2 separate regions of the Homo sapiens genome follow, and region 1 is linked to region 2. Evidence: chromatin loops called from intact Hi-C (ENCODE). Cell type or tissue: endothelial cell of umbilical vein. All regions are shown on one strand. Each heading gives the region's core, and the rest is flanking DNA. Links, peaks and the distances in the headings are about the cores only. Region 1 overlaps LRRIQ1 (leucine rich repeats and IQ motif containing 1). Region 2 overlaps SLC6A15 (solute carrier family 6 member 15).

What was found. A loop is a pair of places that touch in the nucleus more often than their neighbours do. Peaks named below come from ENCODE experiments on the same cell type or tissue, not always from the same donor. Only the 100,000 strongest peaks of a DNase experiment are listed, where the experiment ranks them.
Region 1: a loop joins it to region 2, with 12 times the contacts of the local background. A loop is called at or near these places in 22 of 110 quality-filtered maps.

The regions. Positions count from the first base shown.
Region 1 is chr12:85,051,897-85,063,758 of GRCh38, reverse strand. It overlaps LRRIQ1 (leucine rich repeats and IQ motif containing 1), which reads right to left. Exons shown (of 27, transcript NM_001079910.2): 7 at 11,508-11,582; 8 at 6,575-8,212. Among named protein-coding and RNA genes, the nearest start is that of LRRIQ1, 21 kb to the right of the region's middle. In endothelial cell of umbilical vein, for the core only: a CTCF peak has its summit at 6,192 (motif pointing right); a DNase peak (open chromatin) is centred at 6,198; H3K27me3 peaks cover 385 bases.
Region 2 is chr12:84,869,547-84,881,408 of GRCh38, reverse strand. It overlaps SLC6A15 (solute carrier family 6 member 15), which reads left to right. Exons shown (of 12, transcript NM_182767.6): 6 at 4,802-4,912; 7 at 8,081-8,322; 8 at 8,615-8,807; 9 at 10,739-10,931. Among named protein-coding and RNA genes, the nearest start is that of SLC6A15, 37 kb to the left of the region's middle. In endothelial cell of umbilical vein, for the core only: a CTCF peak has its summit at 6,655 (motif pointing left); a DNase peak (open chromatin) is centred at 6,648; H3K27me3 peaks cover 179 bases.

The DNA of each region.
Region 1 (11,862 bases), core at 2,117-10,116, 180 kb before region 2:
ATAAAACAATTGAACTCATAGGATTAGAAAGTCAAATGATGGTTACCAGAGGCTGGAATGGTAGTGGGGTGGGGTTGAGGGAAGTGGAGATGATGAATGGGTACAAAATATAATAAGATAAATGAATATGATCTAGTATTTGATAGCACAATAGGGTGACTAAAGTCAATAATAATTTATTGTACATTTTAAAATGACTAAGAGTATAACTGGATTATTTGTAACACAAAGAAAGGGTAAATACTTGAGATAATGGATACCCCATCTACTATAATGTGATTATTATGCATTGTATGCCTGAATCAAAATATATCATGTGTCCCATAAATATATATATACCTACTATGTACCCACAAAAGTTAAAAATTAGATTAAATAAAATCATTAGCTTTTGTAGGATTTTCATAGTTTGAGGTCTTCTATTTAAGTCTTTCATCTATCTTAAATTAATTTTTATGGGAAATACCCTTCTTTATGTCACCTTTGGCAAATAATGTATGGCTAAGTCCTCAAAAGCAATTGCAACAAAAAAAAAAAATTGACAAGTGGGGCCTAATTAAACTAGAGAGCTTCTGCACGGCTAGAGAAACTATTAAAAGAGTAAACAGACAACCTACAGAATGGGAAAAAAAATCTGTAGACTATGCACCGGACAAACATATAATATGCAGCATCTACAAGGAACTTAAATCAGCAAGTAAAAAGCAAATAACCCCATGAAGAAGTGGGCAAAGAACATGAACAGAGATGTTTTGAAAGAAGACATACACGTGGCCAACAAACATAAGAAAAAATGCTCAACACCACTACTCATCAGAGAAATGCAAATAAAAACCACAATGAGATACCATCTCACACCAATTAGAATGGCTTTTGCTAAAAAGTCAAAAAATAATAGATGTTGGTGAGGTTACAGAGAAAAGGGAACACCTGTTCATTGTTGGTAGAGATATAAATTAGTTAAGCCACTGTGGAAAGCGGTTTGGAGATTTTTCAAAGAACTAAGAGTTGAACCACCATTCAACCCACCTATCCCATTACTGGATATATATCAAAAGAAAAATAAACCATTCTACCAAAAAGACACATATATCGGTATGTTCATCGCAGCACCATTCACAATACCAAAGACATGGAATCAACCCAGATGCTCATCAACAGTGGATTAGATTAAAAAAAAAAAAGTAGTACATATATAGCCTGGAATAACATATAGCCATAAAAAATGAAATCATGCCTTTCGCAGCAACATGGTTGCAAGTGGAAACCACTATCCCAAGCCAACTAACACAGAAACAGAAAACCAAATACCACATATTCTCATTTATAAGTGGGAACTAAAAATTGGGTAAACAAGGACATAAAAATAGGAACAACAGACACTGGGGAAAACACGAAGTGGTGAAAGGAAGGGGACAAGAGTCGAAAAACTACCTACTGGGTACTATGCTCACTACCTGGGTGACAGGTTCAATCATGCTCCAAACTTCAGCATCATGCAATATACCTTTATAACAAAGCTGCATTTGTACCCTTGAACTTAAAGTAAAAGTTAAAAATCATTAGCTTGATAGGAATATTCTTGTGTATACCATACTTAAAATTATAAAAACATTATATTAAAATTGGAAGCACTATTATTTCAAAAAACACTGAAAAAGTACAAAATTTTAGAATGCAGTAACTCCTCTTTGTACGGAACATTTCCTGTGCATTAAATTGAACTAAAAGTTTTAAATTTACATATTTATGTAAGTAAATTGAAGGACCATGTGTTCATGGTGATATAAAGAAAGGAATTAGACCACTCCATTTTAAGTACCAAAAGCAATAATTAAAACTTCAGATAAATAAGACTTCTAGTTTCAAAATCATTTTAAGAATGTCTCAACTATTCATAATCTAAAGCAATTTTGAAACAAATTTATTTTTAATAATTTTTTCAGAAAGAAAATATACTCATCAATTTGTAGGGAGATAACTTCTATATACTGCCTAGTTAATCTGTAACAAACAGATATACATTCTGTAATTGGAAAACTGGCTCTACACTAAAAATGAAAACATTATTTAGAATTGAGCACTCAAGAATTGAAAATTCAACAATTACAGCTGTATAGTAACAAATGCTACTCAACATTATAATTTATATTATTCAGTGTGATTTAGTAACATGTTGCTTTCAATCAACTATACAAGCACAATTAAGTTCTAGTTATTTATGATGTGGCAATTTCTGTCCTTTAATCTTATTATAGTACAGAAGTAACTGCTACAGTATCCTTGTTAGTGGTATTTACTTTTGAATATGAGGAGCTTCCTATTTCCTCCTTTAATTGAAGCTCTTTTCATTGAACATTTAAAAAAAATCTTTATAGTATAGCAATATAGTCCCCTACTCGACCACAGATTTTTCCAAATACATGAGATCAAAATAAATTTTTGTATTAATTATGGATACATGTATGACAGGAGCCACATACATAAAACCACTTTATGCTTCGAAATTAAGGTCAATATAGAATTAGTAATCGTATGTGTTCATTACTGTATGGTCAACTAGAAAAACAGCAATTGGAGCATAATGGGTGTTGGGTAAATGTTTCTTAAAATAAATAAATGAATGAACTTCCCTAGCCTGTGGCAAAACTCAACTATATTTATAGCTCTCATACTTTACTTCCTTTTTCTTATAAAGAATTATGTAAAAACATTTGAAAAAGTTATACTTTCAGACTCTCATGACTTGAGAATGAACTATTCCACCTATAGAAGCTATGAAACTCTCATTATATTTTAATAACAGATTCCAAATCAATTTTCTACTTAATCATCTGTATTTTCCCAAATCCTTTACAGCCCATTGTAGATAAAATTCCCTAACTCAGCAACATACATTTAGAGATTTTATTCTCAATTATTCTTGAGTTCAACCTAAGAAGTGTCAGTCATCTATGGTAAACGTAATTACAAAAGTAATGCAAGCAACAAGTCTATTTTATTTTTTTTTTACTTTTTCAGAACATTTATTCAGTGGTCCAATCTCAAATCTATTTGGCAGGGAAAAATAATATTGTTTTAAAAATCAGCTGCAAAGGGACTGAGTCCAAGGTTTGATTAGTGGTTTGAATAAAACAGCTACAAAACAATTTCAGGTATGTCACCTATTATTCCAATAGCAGTTCATTACAATTTACTTTGTATAAGAGAAGTGAGACTTCTTGATCTAAAAGTTAATAAGCAGCTAAAATATTATTATTCACGTTATGGTATAAAGAAATATTTAAAAATCCTTAAGCTCAGTGCCCTTTTTTGTGGTGGTTATTACTTAATACAAGTTACCATTAGTAGCAAAATGCCAAAAATAAAAAATAGTTAAAACATTTAAAAATAAAAAATAAAAATATATTCATTACCCATAATTATTGCTCTTTAGTCTTCTCTTTTGAGATATTACTGCATATAACCCAATGGTCTAGTATTTTCAACTTTATAACTTTTTTGATGAAACGGGCTATTAAGCAGCCCTCGAAAACAATCCATTTGCCTTCTCTTTGCTTGCTTGAGACCCACATTTGACAAGTGGTATTAGAAGCCCTGGGCCATGTTCTTTACATACAGCATTTTAAAACTCAGTGATCCTATATAATAGATATTGCTGTTCCAGTTTGTGAAAGACAAAACTGAGGCTCATACAGGTCAAGCATTTGCATAAGGTGTCACAGCCATAAGTGGCAGAAATAAAATTAGAAACAGTCTTAACATAGAACTTAGTAGTCTAATAAGCTACACTTCAGTAATTTTACATTCATTTCCTCTTCAGTCAATATACTTTATCTAAACTGTGAAACTGGTAGTAATGAGGAGATAAGATTAACATTCAATTGCAGTTCTTTTTTTTAATTATACTTTAGGTTACATGTATACATGGGATACATGTGCAGAACATGCGGTTTTGTTATATAGGTATACACGTGCCACGTGCCATGGTGGTTTGCTGCACCCATCAACCCGTCCTCTACATTAAATATTTCGACTGGAATTCTTTATTCATCAATTGATTCATCCCCCCACTCATCCATCCTATAATCAGGTAATGAAAGTCATTACAGATAGTTCCTGACAAGAGATAGTTTAGCGTAGAATTTTTTTTAAATTTTATGATGGTGTGAGATCAATAGACATTTAGTTGAAACCATACTTCAAATTTTGAATTTTGATCTTTTCCCAAGCTAGCAATATAAAGTATGATCATTTCTCACAATGTCAGGCAACGGCAGGGAGCTGCATCTCCCAGTCAGTCACATGATCATGAGGGTAAACAACAAATACTCTACAGTGTACCACGTTGCCAGATGATTTTGCCCAGTTGTAAGCTATGTAGGTTTATCTGGATGTAACTTCATTGTAACTTGAGGAGTATCTTTATTTGCCTGGCAATGTGTAAAGAAGTATGAACAACACGAAGATCCGATTTATGTCTTGAAGTCTCAAAGTAAGAGATTAATGTAAGCAAAATGAATGCATTACTGGGAGACAATAAACTTTTCTAAGTTGATCTCCAGAAGGACATCCCAAGGATGGCAGTGAGTGATCAGGATAAGGATAAAGATCTGAAGCTAAAAGATCAGAAAGTCAAAAAGAAACTGAGCCATGGATCAGTAGTAACAGTGGTGAATAAAGACACCATGGTAAGCCATCTACCAAACAGAATCTTTACAGGAGTTGTCTGGTAACAAAAGATGATATTTTCTTAACATTTTAGCATCTATATGGCACATTCACATGTATTTTTCATCTTTATACTGCCTATTTGATGCTTCAAAGCTAAATTAAAAGCTTGAGATAGTTGCTTTAAGAAGGGATGAGAGGATTATGGTGCCCTTTAGAACACTGCTACTCAGATTAGTCCACTCACCAGCACCAACATCATCATTTAGAATCATTGCAAGAATGGAGAATGGGTGGATCACCAGACCTATTGAATCAGAATCCACATTTCTACAAAGCTTCAGGTATTCTATAGATTTTAATAGTTTGCCAGGCCTTGCTCTAAGAAGTAAAAGAAAGAGTTAATTATCATTTTATGTAAATTGACAAACGTTCGAAAGAAGGAACAGAGAGTCAGCTGGAGAAGAAATGCCAAGGAGAAAGAGGCTCACACATCTTAACTTCCTTCTCATTGGACAGAACAGAGACCTACAAAGCAAGGGAGGAACACTACTGTTTCTGTAACTTCATTTTCACTTTTGAAGCAAGTACACTGTAGGCATGAAGCCATCACTCTTGCCTAGCTTTAACAGATACTCATGAGGAAAACTAAATAATTGCTAATGTTATCATATTGGAAGGCCTGCAGCAATATGTTAGAGAAAGAAAAGTGCTAAAACATGATTCCAGAGATAACATGCGCAAGGAAAAAATTGGAGAAGAGCAGATGAGAGATTCTATATGTAGCTCTGCAGACCTGACAGATGTGGCAAATACATTACCCAGGAAATAAAAGACACTTAAAAGTGTATGTCCCAGTTCTCATCTCTTATATTGCTATTTCATATACCAGAAATATCTTCAAAATCCCACTATTTTATTATTCTCTCACAGGATACTCTGAAGCCTTATTTACAGCAATTCTCAAGATCCATAATAACGTATTTATGTGTGTTTAAGCTCCGTAAAAGACTGGGTTTTCTTTGTTTATTAGTCAACCAATAAATATTGATCATCTTATTGGATAGATGAATATTTGCTGAGTGAATAAACAAAATAATGTTTATCTATTAATATGATTGTTCTTTCTCCTAGGCATCTGTCTAGCAAGAAAGTCTATCAAGAAACTAAATAAACTTTATTGAATACTTTTGACTTTCAGGCCTTAGCTAAATATATGTATTTTAATCATAAGTGCTTTCTAGTGTTACACTGTTTAAAATATTATTTTCTCTTTTTCTATACGTTTATTAGTTTCTGTGTCTTAATTTTGGTTGAAACTATGTTCTCCATAACCATATAAAATTAGTAACATTTGATGACAACTATTTTACATTTCAGACATATATGCACCACCTTTAAATAGCACACGCTAAATAATTGTTGCTAGATGGGAATTCTAGGGTCTTCAGGGTCTTCTATCATGCAAGCCCTTCTTTCACAACAGTGGTCATGGACATAAAATCCACTTTATTCCAAAAGCAGCCACTAGGTGGTGTGGTGGCTCAAGTCTAAAGCAAACTTCTGTTTACTTAGGAGTTTCCTACTATAATTCTAACCCTAACTTTCTATATGCTTCCATTCTTAGAGGTTTAAATAATGACTGGAGGGCCCTTGAACACAGGCTTCAAGATATTAAAAAATATAAATCAAAGCTTTTTATAGAGTGTCACTTAGGGAAGATGCCTCGAACAATTTGTTGAGATATATCCCCTCCCAAATGGGGTAATATTTCATTCATAACTTTATTAAACAAGAGACAATTCTTGTATACAAAATATTTCTTTTTCTAAGATCTGAAAAGTTATACTTTAAAGAGCTAATTGTAATTAAATGTGAAAAATTATTATAAAATTAGAAATACCTGCTGTAAAGTATCCCAAGGGCCACATCGAAGAATTTCCAGTTTATCCAAAGCGGGTGTCATGTTGGCTGGGCATTTCACAGGTCTCTTTCTTCTAACAATTTTCTTTTGTTGATTTTGCTTGAAAATTTCAAGCCAAGGTTTAAATGATTTTATCCAGGCTAGTCTCCTTTCTTCAATAGAATATAGAAGGGTTGACTCTGATACACAGCAGGTCATGCTATCAGGTTCAGGTGCATTTTCATGGCATTTTTCTGAAATATTTCTAATCTCAGATTTAAGAGAGTTGACTTCTTTAGATACCATGGAGCTTTCTGCATTATAGTTACTCAAGCCCTCACAAGGAGCATGTCTACCTAACACATAATCTTGGTCATTTCTTTTGCCTTCTATATTTATCATGGTATCAGTTGTGTTAAAAATCACAATGCCACTATTCCAAGCATTGTCTTTTGGGTTCTCCTCAATTTCTTTGGATTTTGAATAAATTTCTTTTTCTTGTAATATTACGTTTTCTCTTACATCTTTGGAATTTTCTGATGTTAGTGAGAGTGATCTTTGTTTCACTGAAATAACTAAAGTATCCTTATCTTTATATAATAATCCATTCTGTTCTTGTATCTCTTCTTTTTCTACTTTTTGTATCTTTTTCTGCTGATTATCTTTGATTATTTTCTGCTCTTCATTGGTTTTCACCTCACTGATTTCTTGGTTATGTCCTAATATTATCTGGGTTTTTTGTCCTGTATTCTCATTTATGACATGTTTCATGATTTTTTCTTCTTTTTGTGCATCAGACTTTAATTCTTGCAATGGAAACTGTTCTTTCAGATTTCCTTTTAGATCAGAGTTTCCCAATTCAGTTTTGTTATCTGTATTTTCATATTTTCTTTCTTGCTTGACCAATTCTTCTGAACATCGTTTTTTTGCTAGGTTTTCATTTTTTTCTTCCATTTTAAAATCTGCCAGAATTGTTTGGCTTGATATAGATTCTTTTAACTTTACTTGTATTGATTCTTTTAATATAGTCTGTCTATCTACATTTTCTTTCATATTTGATTCCTCAACTAGCCAAAGGAGAACATCTTCCTGCTTCTTTGAATTTTCATCCACTAGATTTTTGGCTATATCACCCTTATCATTTGAAATATCTTCAAGACTTAAATGTTTGTTATTATATCCGCTCTTCTTTAATGCACTACTTATTATTAGCTGTTGGCTTGCATCTTCTCTTAATATTATTTTTTCCTTGCTTATTAGTTGCTCTCTTTCCTGTTTCACAATATTCTTTTTTTCTTCATATTCTTTTTCTCTCCTTTTCCTTTCCTCTTCCTTTTGCTTTTTTCTCTCTTCTTTTATCCTTTGTTCCTCCTCTAATCTTTTTCGATTTTCTTCCTCCTTTTGTCGTATTTTTGCTTCCTTTTCCTTCCACTCTTGTGCTTTCCTTTTCTTACTTTCAATTTGCTCTTTAATAATTGGGCCATATTTTTGATAGGCAACAAATGCTTTATATTTAGCTTGAATTTTAACAGCTGCATTATTCTGCTGTTTTAACAAAGAATTTTTTTCTTTTTCTTGTTGGTCTTTAAATCTTGTTCTTTCTTCTTCCATTTGTAAATGCAAGTTTCTAATATACTCCTAAAACAAAGTAAGATACATGGTAGTCAGCATAAACTAAACATGAGATGTTACTAAAATGTCATCTGAAATGTAGATTGAAAACAAATACTAAAACTGAAGTCTTAATAAAGTTTCTATAAAATTTATTTAGAGAAACTAAAGTCATTTATCTTAAAGGGTATTACTTTTTTAATATTTAGGAGATTGAATCATGTTAAGTTGATACTCTAATGTTACATGTATTCTAAGCCACCCAGATATGAATTGAAGATTTCCTTGAAGATAGAAAGCATATAAAATCAGAAAGACACAGAATAAGCAAGCAAACAACAACAACAACAAAAGGGAAACCACAGGCTAAAAACCACGTAAAAGAAAAGGACTTCAAACTTTCTGGAATGAGAGTTCTGATAAAGAAGACTCAGAGCTAGTATTGAGACTGCAAAAACAGGAATTATTTTGTGAAACTTATGGTACCAAGAAAGCCAGATAGTCCCTACATACAAACAATATACAGAACCAGCCTACTCACATATCTTATCCCTTCTCAATGATCAAAATAGTTGATAACCACATACTACTGCATTTAATGAAATATTTAGAGTTAGGTGAGAAAATATTATTTTTACTAGAGTCCTAAACCAAAAGTAAGAAGATCAACAAAATTGAGCAAATATCTAACGGAAACTAACAAAAAGGATATGAGACTATATTTTAATCAGCAGAAGGAAGAACCAATTTCTGAGAAAATCAAACTATTAAATAAACTAGATAAAAATTTAAATAAAGATATTTTAGAAAAAATATTTAAACAGGAATAACCTCATATTTCAAGTGTTCAAATAAAAACGACTCACTTAAACCAATAATCAAAATAGAATGGCTGGATAGCTGATTACTTAAAAAAAAACTTCAAAATGAGATGTTTTCCCCAAACAACAAATAATAACAAAGATAAAAATTATATGTCGGAGGTAAAGAAGATTAACACAGAAACTCCAACATATGACTAGTAGGAGTTCCTGAATAAAGAACTGAGAAAAACTGAAGGGAAGAAAATAATAGAAAAATACGTTTTCTTAAAAACAACAACAAAAAGCCATGGGAGAAAGACCGAACATTGCATGCACACATACACAACACACTTAGACAGATGCTAGCAATATTTCAGACCTCTGGGGAATGTAAGCTGTTAGTTTTACTGTGCTCCTTTTTAGGTGGTGTGTCTTTTTGCCTCTGGATGCTTCCAACACTATTTTTCCTTTGTCTTGAATTTGAATAGTACTATTTAATTCCAAGGTGTGATTTTCTTTGTATCTCTCCTCCTTGGAAATTGTGTATCGCATTTGAAAGTAGGGATTATTTTCAATTTTATGTACTGTCATATCTTAAACACTCAGAGAAGTGCCTGACCTAGTAGAAAACCAGTAAATATGTGTGGATGAATGTATAAAATGAAAAATCCTAAAGCTTCAAAAGAATGTAAGGAAAAGGCATCAAATTTGCAATCATAGATAGCACAGGCAAAAATAAATATGCAACAAAGTCATATCTTTACATTGTTAAGGGTGGTAATAAATCTGTATTCCACACCCGAAGAAACTGACCATTCATTTTTAAAAGCAAACTAAAAATATTTTCAATCCTGGGTAACACGGTGAAACCTTGTGTCTACTAACAATACAAAAAATTAGCTGGGCGCAGTGGCGGGCGCCTGTAGTCCCAGCTACTCGGGAGGCTGAGGCAGGAGAATGGCGTGAACCCAGGAGGCGGAGCTTGAAGTGAGCCGAGATGGCGCCACTGCACTCCAGCCTGGGCGACGGAGCGAGACTCCATCTTAAAAAACAAAAAACAAAACAAAATATTTTCAAATATGCAAACAAAGATTGAGAAAATCTAGCATCCAAAAATGTTTTTTGACAACTATTTAAGTGTATACTACAGGAAATTAAAAATTGAGTCCAGAAAATGGAGGAAGAGTCAGGATTCAAAGAACACTAATAAACAAAGAAACCATTATCATTGAATACTTACGTTTTTTGAATCGTCTTCTTTCTTCCATCATTTTACTTAAAGATGGCTATTTGTTTTACTGTTACTCCTTTTTAGGTAATGCGTCTTTTATCCTCCAGATGCTTCTAAGACTTTATTTTTCCTTTGTTTTGAATTTCAATAATTGTATTATTTATTCCAAGGTAGCATTTTCTTTGTATTTATCCTACTTGGAAATTATTTTTCATCTTTGAATATGCTGGTTGATTTTTTAAAAACAATTTGAAATCTTTTTAACCATTATCTCTTTACCTCTTTGCTTCTGCCCCATTCTCTGTCTCCTCTCAAGATATGATACAAATTTTATATCTTTTCACCATGTGTCACATATTTCTTGTGCTGTTTTCCTCTTCTTGCAATTTTTTTTCTTCTCTGTGCTTTAATTTGGATATTTTCTATTGAACTGTCTCATTTCACTAATGGTGTCATCTGCTATGTCCAATCAAATTCACCCACTAAATTTTAATTTTATATACTGAATTTTTTAAACTCTAGAATGTAGAGTTGGTACTTCATTATAGATGCTATTTTTCTTTTCACATCACCTGTTTAAGTATTTTGCTACTGGATGATAATTATAGGTATTTTAACAGCTCTACTATACTTACCATTTGGATTATCTATAGGTGAGCTATTATTGTCTTTTTTTGTCACTTGTCATTCATATGACTCTGTCTCTTTACATGCTTAACCAGCTTTTTAATTTGACAATGTGTAGTAGACACCTACTTTTGCAGGAGCGGGTTTATATAAATTTTAAAAAGATTTGAAAGGAATACAAAAAAGGATAATGTTTAGCTAAATAACAGGATTATGGAGATATCTACTTTAAATTTGTAATTACTTAAAATAATTGTATATGAAAACTCTAGAGTAAATAAAAACTAAAACATCAGTATATGTATCATCAGAATAATCTTATATTCAAAACAAATTTAATTGTGTTTAGGAAAAAGAGTAAGCTTTCATAACAATCTTTGAACATAAAGAAATATTCAAAATGGTACATTTCATCAAACCTTAAAAGAAATGTTAGAATTACAATTTTATACGGACAACACTCACCAAACCAGCTAACTCTCATTTTTAAGACATTCTATTTCAAGGAGTGTTTCTGAGGATTAATAAATTTTTAATGCTGTAATAAACTAAAATCTTATACTACTTAGGCAGCATTATCTAAAAATAACCATTTCAAGCATAGTAATGTATTTCAAATAAAGAAAGCTTAATGTGCTAAATAAAAACAACAAATAGATACCTCATGCTGTTTAAATTTCTCTTTCCAAATTTTCTCTTCTTTATAGAGTTCATCATTCATCTTGTCCTGTTCTTGCTGAACATATGATAATAATAAATATGACTATACTCAAATATCAAAAATATTATGTTAATTATATATGATTCTCATAACATATATTTGTAAACAATAGTTAAAGCTGACAACCCAACCAATGGCTTTCAATTTTTAGTACTGGGATAACAACTTTAATCTCAAACTGAAGTGTCACATAATACCTAGGGTTTCCATTCTGAGAACATAAAGAAGTTTGCAACCTAGGAAAGTTGTATTTATTTGAGTATGTTTATTCACAGAATATAATGTATTGGCTCGA
Region 2 (11,862 bases), core at 2,519-10,518:
AAGAATAGGGCTGCTTTGTGTGGCCATAGAGAGCAAAACTATGATCAAATAGTGGGTATTATGGAGGAGGTTGTGATGGTGGTAAGCCTTCAAAGAAAGAAAGGCCTTTCAAGAATCAAACTTGATAATAATGAAATCAGTTGCCTCAATGGTAGAGAGCTCAGCATCACTGGAGGTGGTCACACAGAGGTAGCATGTGCCCTAGTTACAGAATCTATTAAGGGGATGACTGTCTCAAATATGTAGGACAGAAATGAGAAGCCCCAAGCTTGCTTTTAACTCTAAGGTAGTATTTTCTACTCTGACTACTTTCCTGTTGTTACTACTACTATGCTAAATACTATGCATACATTATCTTGTTTATTCTTTCTATCAGCTAGATAATTTGCATATTTTATCCCCATTTTACTGCAAAGTTGACAAGCTCAGGGAAAATAAATAGTTGGCCAGAATTAAGCAACCAATACATGATAGACAGGGCTAAAACTGGGCTACAGAATTTTCAAAAAGAATGATACATTCTGAAGGTATGTTTATAATAAACATTTTTCATATGTAAAACAATGGTTTTTGTTTTCGATTTTTTAAACACTTTAGTAAAATGAAAATGTTTTATACAATCTTTTGAAAGATAAAATAGTCTCTCTTACTAACGTACTTGCTTTGACAGGCATAATAGTTGTCAAGGCCCGGGGGAGGGGTCTTAAAAATCAGTCAAAGGAGCATGTTTCTTTGTATCATTTCCCAGTTTTAAAAATGTATACTTCTTGGACAATGTGTAATAATCATTCACCCATTCATTATTATTTTGAGCAAATATTTATTAAGCACTTACTATGTTCTAGACACTGATCTAGTTTTGGAAATACAACTAACAAGGTAAACAATGTGCCTGTCCTCATGGAGTTTCCATTTAGTGGCAGAGGCAGCAAACAATAAACAAATTTATAAAATAACTTCAAGTTATAAGACGTAACGCATGGAGAGAAGAAAGTGGTTGGTATAAATACAGTGAATAGGTTGAATTTAACTCATTTTAATAATATTATGCAAGTGGCTGTTTTGGTCTAATAAGATTAGAGCCATATGAGTGAATGCAAATAATTTGTGTTTATAAATGACACAGATATTTAAGTAACCTGCTGACTCCTAAGACACATCTTTTTAAATCATGGAATTTAAAAATGAAATATTTTGTCCTCTTACCTGCTCACAGAGGAATAAAATTGATGTGTTGCCTTCTTAATATCACTTAAATGTTTGAAATATTGACTTATTTTTCTCCATCTTGTAGGCTTGAAATGTTCTTGTAACTTATTAGGAAACTGTGTTAGAGTCTTACTGAATCCAGATCAGTGTCCTTAAGAATTTAAATGTTTGTTGAATTAATAAATGAAAATTGAAATGTCTGGACATATAATTAGAATATAATTTTCAAAATACTGCAGAATAACCATAAGCTTGCAATTTTAGGAATTGTGTGCAGGAAGAAAAACTCAAATTCCTGTAAATCCTCTCTCAATGAACAATATATTTGAATATCTGCTATTTGTCAGGCACTGATGGATATGCAAAGAGTAATAGGCCACAGTCTGTCCTCATGGAACCCACAATTCAATGAATGAATTGTGTACAAGAAGAAAAACTTAAATTCCTATAAGTTTTATCTTAATGTGCAATATGTTTTAGTATTATATTATTGTACAACCATATTGCAACATATTGTAATGATGATTAGAACATACTAAGTGGAGTAACAGAAGCACATACAAAGTGTGTGATAGTGGCCAGGCGGTGGCTCACGCCTGTAATCCCAGCACTTTTGGAGGCCGAGGCGGGTGGATTGCCTGAGCTCACAAGTTTGAGACCAGCCTGGGCAAAACGGTGAAACTCCGTCTCTACTAAAATACAAAAAATTGTCCGGGCATGGTGGCAGGTGCCTGTAATCCCAGCTACTCGGGAGGCTGAGGCAAAATAATCACTTGAACCCGGGAAGCAGTGGTTGCAGTGAGCCGAGATTGCACCACGGCACTCCACCCTGGGCGACAGAGTGAGACTCGGTCTCCAAAAAAAAAGAAAGTGTGTGATAGTGTAGAGTCAGCAATTGCAATTAAACTGGATTTGCAAGAAGGCTTCACGGGGGATGTAAATTTTGGAGTAGGGTTCGATGGTTGAAGAGAAGTTCACCAGCAAGTTCACAGAGAACTGTGTGTAGGCACAGACAACAGCATGTACAAAGCTCAACGACTGCTGAGTATTTCTGTGTGACTTTTGCATACAACTTGTGCAGCTTGTGGAAGACGAAGGATGATATGCAAGTTGACTGATGATATTGGAGGCTCTGTGGACTCTTGTAAAATGATGGGCTGTTAGCTAGCAAACAGTGTGGAACCTTTGAGGATTTTTAATAGTTCAGTGATAGCACCAGATTTCTAGAAAGATCGCTCTGGCAACTGTGAAAAATGGATTTCTGGGATGCAGAGGAAAGCTAACAGAATCTGGAGGCAAGATGAGCAGGAAACTGTTTTCATACTGAAAGGTGTTGTGCTATTGAGAGGTGAAGCAAAGGGACAGATGTGAGATTTCTGTGGTAGAATTAGCTGGGTGTGGTGATCAGTTGGTTTATGGGATTTGAGGAAGTGGGACATACTAAGGGTAGATTAGAGTATTTTAGCCTCGAATAATATGAGTACAGGAAGAATCTTTTCTTAGTACCTAATTAGAAATTATATTAAAAATATAAAGATAAAATATAAAATTAAAACAAAATTAAAAAGCATATTTTATTAGATAAAATCATAATCAGTCTATCTAGACTTTATAATGTATAATCTTCATTTTCACTTTTATATAAGCAGAATTAATGGAAGTCAATTATATTATTTATAAAGCAGTACATTTGAGTTTTGTTTAAAAACATAAAAAGAAGCTATTGTTCAAAAGTGAATCCATGCTTCTGGCTAGCCACAACATTTCTGAAGAAGAATCATAAAGGGGATTACTTTAATTCAAGTGAGATCAAGGCAACTGCCAAATTTAATGAATGCCAAAAGTACGCAGGGAGAATGAAAAAATCCATCCGAAAGCATTCTGATTTTTTAAAAAATCAAAAAATTTGAGTGAAGGATTAATCAAAGGATTAAACCAATTTGAAATTATTAAAAAATTATGTTCATTACAACCAATTAAGTTAAAATATAATTTATTTTTAAAATATTGTGTTCTAAAGTATGCTGGCATTTTATCCATATTTTTTCCTTAAGGTGTGCCATGTGTTTATATATGATTCTTAAGTGGGTAAAACTAGAGAGTGCCCCTTATTGTGTTGCCTTATATTAATGTTGTTTGTAGTTATTATTGAATTCAGTATCTTTTACCTGCCCGGAAGCATCATCTGCTATGGCACTTTTTCCTCCATTGTTCCAATTCTCCTTCCATTCCTTCCTTCCACAGATACATATGATAGAGTTACTATGTCAGCAACTGTGTTAGGTGTGTGAGATATGGTAGTAAACAGAAAATATCTTTACCCTTACTAGCTTATACCCTGTTAGAGGATACAAAAAATAAACACAGAAACACATAAATAAAATTTGAAAAGTGCTAAGTGCTCTAAACAACAACAACAACAAACCTAGGGTAATATCACTGAGGGTTGGCAGGGGGCAGATGGGAGAGAAAGGATAGAAAAAGGCATCACCTTATTTTGGGTGGTCAGGGAAGACCTCAGGGAGAAGATGAAGATGAGACTAAAATAGTAAGGAGGAGCAAGTCATCTGCAAATAAGGAAGAGGTGCTTCTGAAGGAAGGTGCCGCCCTGCATCTTAAGGCTGGCTGAGCTTGGTAGACTCACAGGATAGCAAGGGCCTGAGTGGCCAGAGCTCCATGGGAAGAGTGGTGGCCAGGCAAGCAGGCACTCTAGGGTAAGACTTTGCAGGCCAGAGGGTGGAATCAGCACTTCACTCCAACGACATTAGAAATTCCTGGAGTGTTTTAAGCAGGGTATGACATAAACCAAGGGGCAGCCAGCAATTCAGTTAGGAGAATATTATGGATAGTCCAGAACCATTTCTAGATGTTTGGCTTTACTAATGGGATGGAGGGTGGGGCCATTTTCTGAAATAGAGATGGGTGGGAATAGCTTTGAGGGAAATTCAGAAGTTTCCCTCTGGACCTGAAATATTTTAGAGACCTATTAGGCCTCCAGAGGAAGATGTCAAGGAGGCAGTGAATGTCTGAGTAGCACACTTCCTTTTCTATTATAAATATTTGCTGAACTGTTTAACAGTGAAAATTGCTGAAGCGGAAAGTAAAATCTTTACACGTTTGATTGTTTGGGTTCTGGAAGATACAGCATAGGAACAATACTGCATTGAAAGCTTTACAGAATCACAATGAAAATTTGGTTAAAAGAAAAAGAAATAGGACTTTATTTTGCTACTTAGAACAACAACAAAAAAGTAGGAATTCATTAGGTAGTTAGTGCCTGTTCATTTCTGTCTTAAATATTTCTTGTTTTATGAACTATAAGGAATCAACACTATTGAAGCTACACCATAGCTGATGGATTTTTTCAAAGGAGATAGTGTGTTTTAAATGTAAATTGTATCTCAAATAAAATCTTAAGGCTGAATCACGACTCATAAACCATTCTTAAAAAATGGCTTTAGAAGTTATTAATAGTTTTATTAATCCTGTCATGAAACAGTGACTGTCAAAGTACAGAAACTAACATATAAAATCTTATCTATAAAAAAATGGTCATTGTATCTCACTTATTTTTATTTTTATTTCTTTGCAGATCATATATTTTAGTTCTCTGTTTCCATATGTGGTACTTATTTGCTTCCTCATCAGAGCATTCCTTTTAAATGGTTCAATTGATGGCATTCGCCACATGTTTACCCCTAAGGTATGTACCATATTTCTATTTAAGGCTTATGATCATGAAAGCATTATGTTTATTGTTAAAATATTCTAAGTTATATTTAAGGAATAATTGTTCTAATGTATGTACATTAAACTTTTAAATTATAGTTGTTAACCAGTCTAGGAAAAACCAGCATTTTTTATGTATAATTATAGCCATTTATCTCCATTTTTTATATCCCATTTTGATTTTAGAGTAAGGCTACCACTATTTCAACTTCAAAAATCTCTCTTTTATAATAAATTTATTTCTAAGTTTTATACTGATTAGACTTCAGAATTTTTCAGTCTTCCTTAACTCTTTCCCCTTTATTTTAGTGGTTTTTAACCTTTTTGTGTCATGGATCCCTTTGAAAAAGTGACGAGGATTTTTTTTCCCAAAAAAAAAAATGAACATATTAATTTGCTTAGTGTATCTGGAAGTTGACTGATCATCTAGAATCCATGGACCCTAAAATAAGATTAAGAGCCCTAAAATACTCTCTCAGAGAAAATAAGTGTTTTCTTTTCTTAGTTAATTTTTTTGAGGTTTTGTAGTTTTGTAGCTTCTGGAAGAATATTTATAGTAATCAGCTTGTGAAGTTCTGTAACTTCTATAGATGCATATATATTTTAGGAAAATTCTCATTAGACTCCATCAAGGGCTCAGAACTTATAATCCATCATGCAACTTTGTAGAGCTAAACTCAACGGTGGGCCCACTTAACCTGGTTAATCATAAGTGTGGGCTTAATCATAATTTCTTATACTGCTTTAACAGGGACCACGTTTTTGATTCTCATATATATATATATATATATATATATATATATATATATATATATATATATGGTGCACCCCACTATTAGTTTGCTAATACTATCATAGGCAGACATTAAGATGAAACTGTCTAAAGATACGATTTCAAAATTAGTTTAGAAATTAAAAGTTATCTGAAGGATGAATGTGCAGGCAGCATTGTGCTGTGAGATTTGGGCATAAGGGATTAGCTTCTCTGGAATTCTTTGTCACTCCTGGCGGCTGCCTTGATACTGCGTAAAAGAAGCTGTGTTCTTTGTGTGTGTGGTTCTGAGTTGGTATTCATTCTGTAGTAGCAAAAATGCTGACACTGGTGTCTGGTTTTCTCAGCTACTTCAAAATTCCTGTTTAACATTTAGAGTTCTTGGAACTTCTCTGTGAACAACTAGTTAAGATTTACGAGTTTCAGCCACACTATAATTTAAATCTGCTACAAATGGGCCACACTTAATGACCAAAAATACTTATATGTATAATATTGAAGAAAATGTTTTCTGAGTTCAAGACAACCAAAATTCTGTGTGAATTTCTAGAATATATTCTCTTTCTAAACTGACAATTGCTTGTGACAAAATTCTAAACATTTGATTTAGCTAGATATTTTAGAATTTAAATGCTTATATGTAATAATTCTATATGGCCCCAGTACTGAAAACTGCAGCATGAATTAACATTTCTGACCTAGACTAGGGATCACTATTAAAATGTTAGTTTTCCTTCAGCTAACTTTTCATTGAGTGTTGATAAGACTCTATTACATTTCTGTAGGATGTGATACTCAATATGAGAAGTAATTGTAATTTTTAAAAATTTTACATTGTTTATGTAGGGGAGAAAGTACATAAGCACATCAAATACTTGTGAAACAGTGAGTGGAGATTTAGTTCAGAAACTGGGCTGCTGGTAATGTCTTTAGTTAATAGGTCTTTTCTGCCATCTAGTGGCTAAAGCAGAGATAGACAGTTGAGTGTATTTTAATAGAATATGATGTAGCAATGGTCAGTAAACAATGTGCATATGTTAATTGTTCATAAATTATGAAGATAATCATGATTATGTTTAATAAGCATATTTCATAGATTTTAATAACCAAAATTAGTTGAAGCAATACATCCTATTGTTTGAGAGAATATGGATTTTGGAATCTACCTATGTTCTTATTTCATCTCTACCTCAGAGCTGCTGTGTAAACTTAGGCAAGTTACATAACCTTCCTAAGAATCAGTTAATAGTGGCAACAACTTCGTGGGTTGTTGTGAGTACTAAATGAGTTAAACCATATAAAATGCTTACCGGTGTGTATGCCGCTATAGCTCATCTATGTTATCGGTTACTGAGCATTTTTAGAGTGTGGTAGGCACCGTGGTAAGTGGTACACTTCTTATTATTCTGATCTTTCTGAAGAAGCTGAAACTCAGAGAGGACACGCCATTTGCCATTGTTTGCACTATTTTAAAATTACTAAATGGCAGAATCAGAATCTGAAACTCTCTGTAGAATTCGTGTTCTTAGTCATGTTTGACATTGCTCTCAATAAAGGCAATTTGATTGTAATGGCAAAAAGAGATAAAATGCCAATTTAAACGCTATTATTACTGAAATCAAAAGGAACTGTTTATTAAGATCTGGGCCACACTTGGCTGATCTGAATTGTTTCATTTAAGTTTTGATTATATACAGTGATAATTATCTAAGACATAAAGCACAACTACATGAAATATCTGTTCAATATTTAATATCTGTTCAATGTCAGAACTTTGGATCTGAAAGAGTATCTTATAGACAATATAGGTGAATTTCTTCAATTTTCAAAGAAAAATCTTTTAGCAGACTTTTGAATGAATGAAGAATACATATGTGAATATGCAAAGTACAAATAGTTCAACTCTGCGAAGTTTATAATTGTTTTCTGCTTCGACCATTAGATTAACAGCAGAAAACACAAAACATGGAGTGTTAGTGAAGCAACTATTAACTTTTATTGGTAATTGACCTGTTTTGCTATGGAAAGAAAAAAAGACATAATGGGAAATGATTGAGGATAATTAATTTTTCTTCATATTCTCATTTCATATTTCCTTTGATATTCTTAAAATATTTAAAAACCACCATGTAAGTAGAAAATCCCCATGTACTTAAAATCTCCATGTAAAGGACTGATCAACTTTCTTACTCATAATTATTTGTTTCCTAAAAATAGATGTTTATGCTTAAGAACATATTATTTCCCGATTTAAATAAACTTTGGATGCATAAATATCATTGTATACTCCATAAACAGTAAATTCCATAAAAATTAATTATTCTGAAACATTATTTTGTAGCTGATTCTATTATGTTTATTTTTAAACAGCTTGAAATAATGCTGGAGCCCAAGGTCTGGAGAGAAGCTGCTACTCAAGTGTTCTTTGCCTTAGGTCTGGGATTTGGTGGTGTCATTGCCTTTTCAAGCTACAACAAGAGAGACAACAACTGCCACTTTGATGCTGTCCTGGTGTCCTTCATCAATTTTTTCACTTCTGTCCTGGCAACATTGGTGGTGTTTGCAGTTCTGGGCTTCAAAGCAAATGTCATAAATGAGAAATGCATTACACAGTATGAATATTAATTTCCATTTGCCTTTTTTCTTAGTTTTTATCTTGTTATTTATACTTTTATTGATACATGATAGCTATACATATTTATGAGATACATGTGATAGTTCGACACAAACATACAATGTATAATGGTCAAATCTGGGTAAATGGGATAGTCATCACCTCAAACATTAATCATTTCTTTGTGTTGGGAACATTGCTCATTCATTAGCTTATAATGGCATAGTCGTTCACAAACTATACACCAAAGAACTCTTATGTGCTCATTTGTATGTTGTTTTATTTTTCAGAAATTCAGAGACGATCATGAAATTTTTGAAAATGGGGAACATTAGTCAGGATATTATTCCCCATCATATCAACCTTTCAACTGTTACTGCAGAAGATTATCATTTAGTTTATGACATCATTCAAAAAGTGAAAGAAGAAGAGTTTCCTGCTCTTCATCTCAATTCCTGTAAAATTGAAGAAGAGCTAAATAAAGTTAGTAAGCCATGTTTGAGCAATAAAATAATTATCATTCACTTGAAATATGCATTATCCAGCAGACTCCCTTCAGGAAAAGGGCCTTAAAATGCCCGAAGAAGCTCTTAAAATGCCCGGAGAAGCTCCTGGGCATTATAAGTCCTTCAGAATTTACATTCTTAATTTTAGAGAATATGTTTTCTTAAATGGTAAAGATTTGCTTTATTTTAAAAAGTTATTTCATTGATTGAGCCACAATAATTTAAAATATGAATATAAAGTGATTTTCATCATAGAATGATGATTAGTCTGAAATCTTTCTTGCTATAATTTTCAATACAGAATTAGAATTATGGCTCTCATTTACACATACATGATTGCTTTGATGCATGAATAATATTTAAAATAGAAATTTTAATAGTTGTGTTCCACAAGTCATGATCAAGTTCTTTTTTTTTTTTTTGAGCCGTAGTCTCTCTCTGTCGCCCAGGCCGGGGTGCAGTGGTGCGATCTTGGCTCACTGCATCCTCTGCTTCCCAGGTTCAAGCAATTCTCCTGGTCAGCCTCCCAAGTAGCTGGGATTACAGGCACATACCACCACACCTGGCTAATTTTTGTAATTTTAGTAGAGACGGGAGAAGGCGGTTCACCATTTTGGCCAGGCTGGTCTCGAACACTTGACCTCATGATCTGCCCGCCTTGGCCTCCCAAAGTGCTGTGATTACAGGCCTCAGCCACCGTGCCCAACCGATGAAGTTCTTTTTCTTAGCTATGTTGTATTAAATAAGAAATAGGTCACCATTAATAAATGTCCTTATATTGGCTGCCACTGTCTCCTGTATGTCGAAAAGGAAAATATAATGGAGAAATTAGTCACTAATTATTTGCTTTAAGATAGTTAACTGTACTTGAGACTAACATAAAGAATCATGTGTGGATATTATTCATTAAAAAGTAAAGCCATCATTAATATAAAAACCTTGAATTCCTTAAGGAAATATTTAATTAATTACTAATGTACCGTTCAAAGTTTTTTTTTTTAATTCTCATCTGTCTTTATGAGACAACACAACTTGAAGTTTGGTTATAGGTACAGTTAGTTAGACAAAGTAAGTTGTTATTTTACAACTCAATATTTGTGATATTTATAAAATAAACTCACATTAATATTTGCAAGTAATTCAATTTCTTTCTGCCCAATTGGAGTATCTGTCTTTTTATTCATTTTGTTATTAGTTTTGACTGGAAATTCATTGTGTCTTCTGAATTATGCAAACCAGTATATCAGCCCAACTTTTTTTTTTTTTTTAATCAGGGAGGTAGGAATATCAGAAGTAAAAAAAGGTAAAGATGTAGGTTTTTTAAATTAAAAATTGGCTTTTTATAATCTACTTATTCTGTTCACATCCTTTTATTTTGCATTTGCAGTTTTCTCTTAAATCAAAACAAGTTTATTATTCATAGTGTATATGTATATATATATATAACAACAATTGATTGAGCCACTTTGAGGTAAGGTAAAACCAAATTTTTAAAATCTTTATATATGAGCCAGAAATAGTTGTATATATATATTTGTATTTATATATCTATGATAATATGTCACTATTCATATTCATAAGCTTTAACAAAACCAAAAATATTATGTATTCTTTAATATAGTTTTTCATTCTAGGAGCCTTGTGAAATAGTTAGTATATACAACACAATCGTGTACTCTGTTTATTAATTATAGGCAAAATTTCATTATTTGGATCTGCTTGATCTAATTAAATCCAGGTTCTGAGAATGACAACATGATTTATCAGGTTAAGAGCTGATTTGAGCATGTCTATTTCCAGCAGTCCTGGCCATTATTCAGAGATCTTTCCTCCTCATTGTAACTGACATATAGAGCCATTGTTTAATAATTACTCTGTACTAATGTTGCTATTTTGTGTATTTTGCAGGCTGTTCAGGGGACCGGCTTAGCTTTTATTGCCTTTACAGAAGCGATGACACATTTTCCTGCATCTCCCTTCTGGTCAGTGATGTTTTTCCTCATGCTGGTCAATCTAGGCCTTGGCAGTATGTTTGGAACCATTGAAGGGATTGTCACGCCTATTGTGGACACTTTCAAAGTGAGGAAAGAAATTCTTACTGGTGAGTTTTTTGTATTTGACTTTTCATTGAACAAATCCAGGCCATTTTATTCTTGGTGAAAGATTAGAGATGAAAAGTGGAAAGTCTTATATTTTGAGTTTTATTAATGTCTATTATCACTATTTATTATTGTATACATTGTATAATTTATTTTATTTTATTTTAATTGTATAATTTTTATTGTATGTATAATATAATATGGATGTTTTAATATAAATTATATTTTATCATTTATAATAAATATTTATTGTTATAATTCATTAATAGTAATGCATTATCAAGAATGACTGACACTAGAATAAAGTCATGGACTGTTTGTGTATAATTTTTATACAAGTCAAATAATCATAATTAGAGCAGTTCAGATGTGATATTCCTATCCAAAAAGTGCATAGCTGAAAATGATAAACCTAAATCCCGTTCTCATATACAGCAGCAGTAGTAATTTACTAGTAGTTAATGTCTCCAAGTAGAGAAGAAAATAAAACAATTTATCAATATGGATGGTAGTTAATAGGTCCAATTTACAAGTGATTATTAAAGTACCAGTTTAATGCATCATACTCCCATTTAAGGGCTATAAAGGATATAAAATAAATTATAAGAGATATACAAATATATAAAAAACTCTTCTCCAAAAACAATAACACTAAAATTAAAATCAGATTGCATAGATAAGACTTACAGCATGTAAAATACTGATAGCATAATGGATTTTACATATAAGAATTCAAAAGAGTCTAGGTCATCTAAATATACGATGGAACTGTCAGAGAAAGAGATGAAAGTTGAATTGGAAAGAGGAAGGATCTTCTCAAGGGTCAGAGGATAGCTAGTAAACATACATAAATGAAGATAAAGGCAACAATAAGAAAGCCAACCATACTAGAGTACAGAAACAATACTGGTAAGTGATGTAAAATAAGATTGG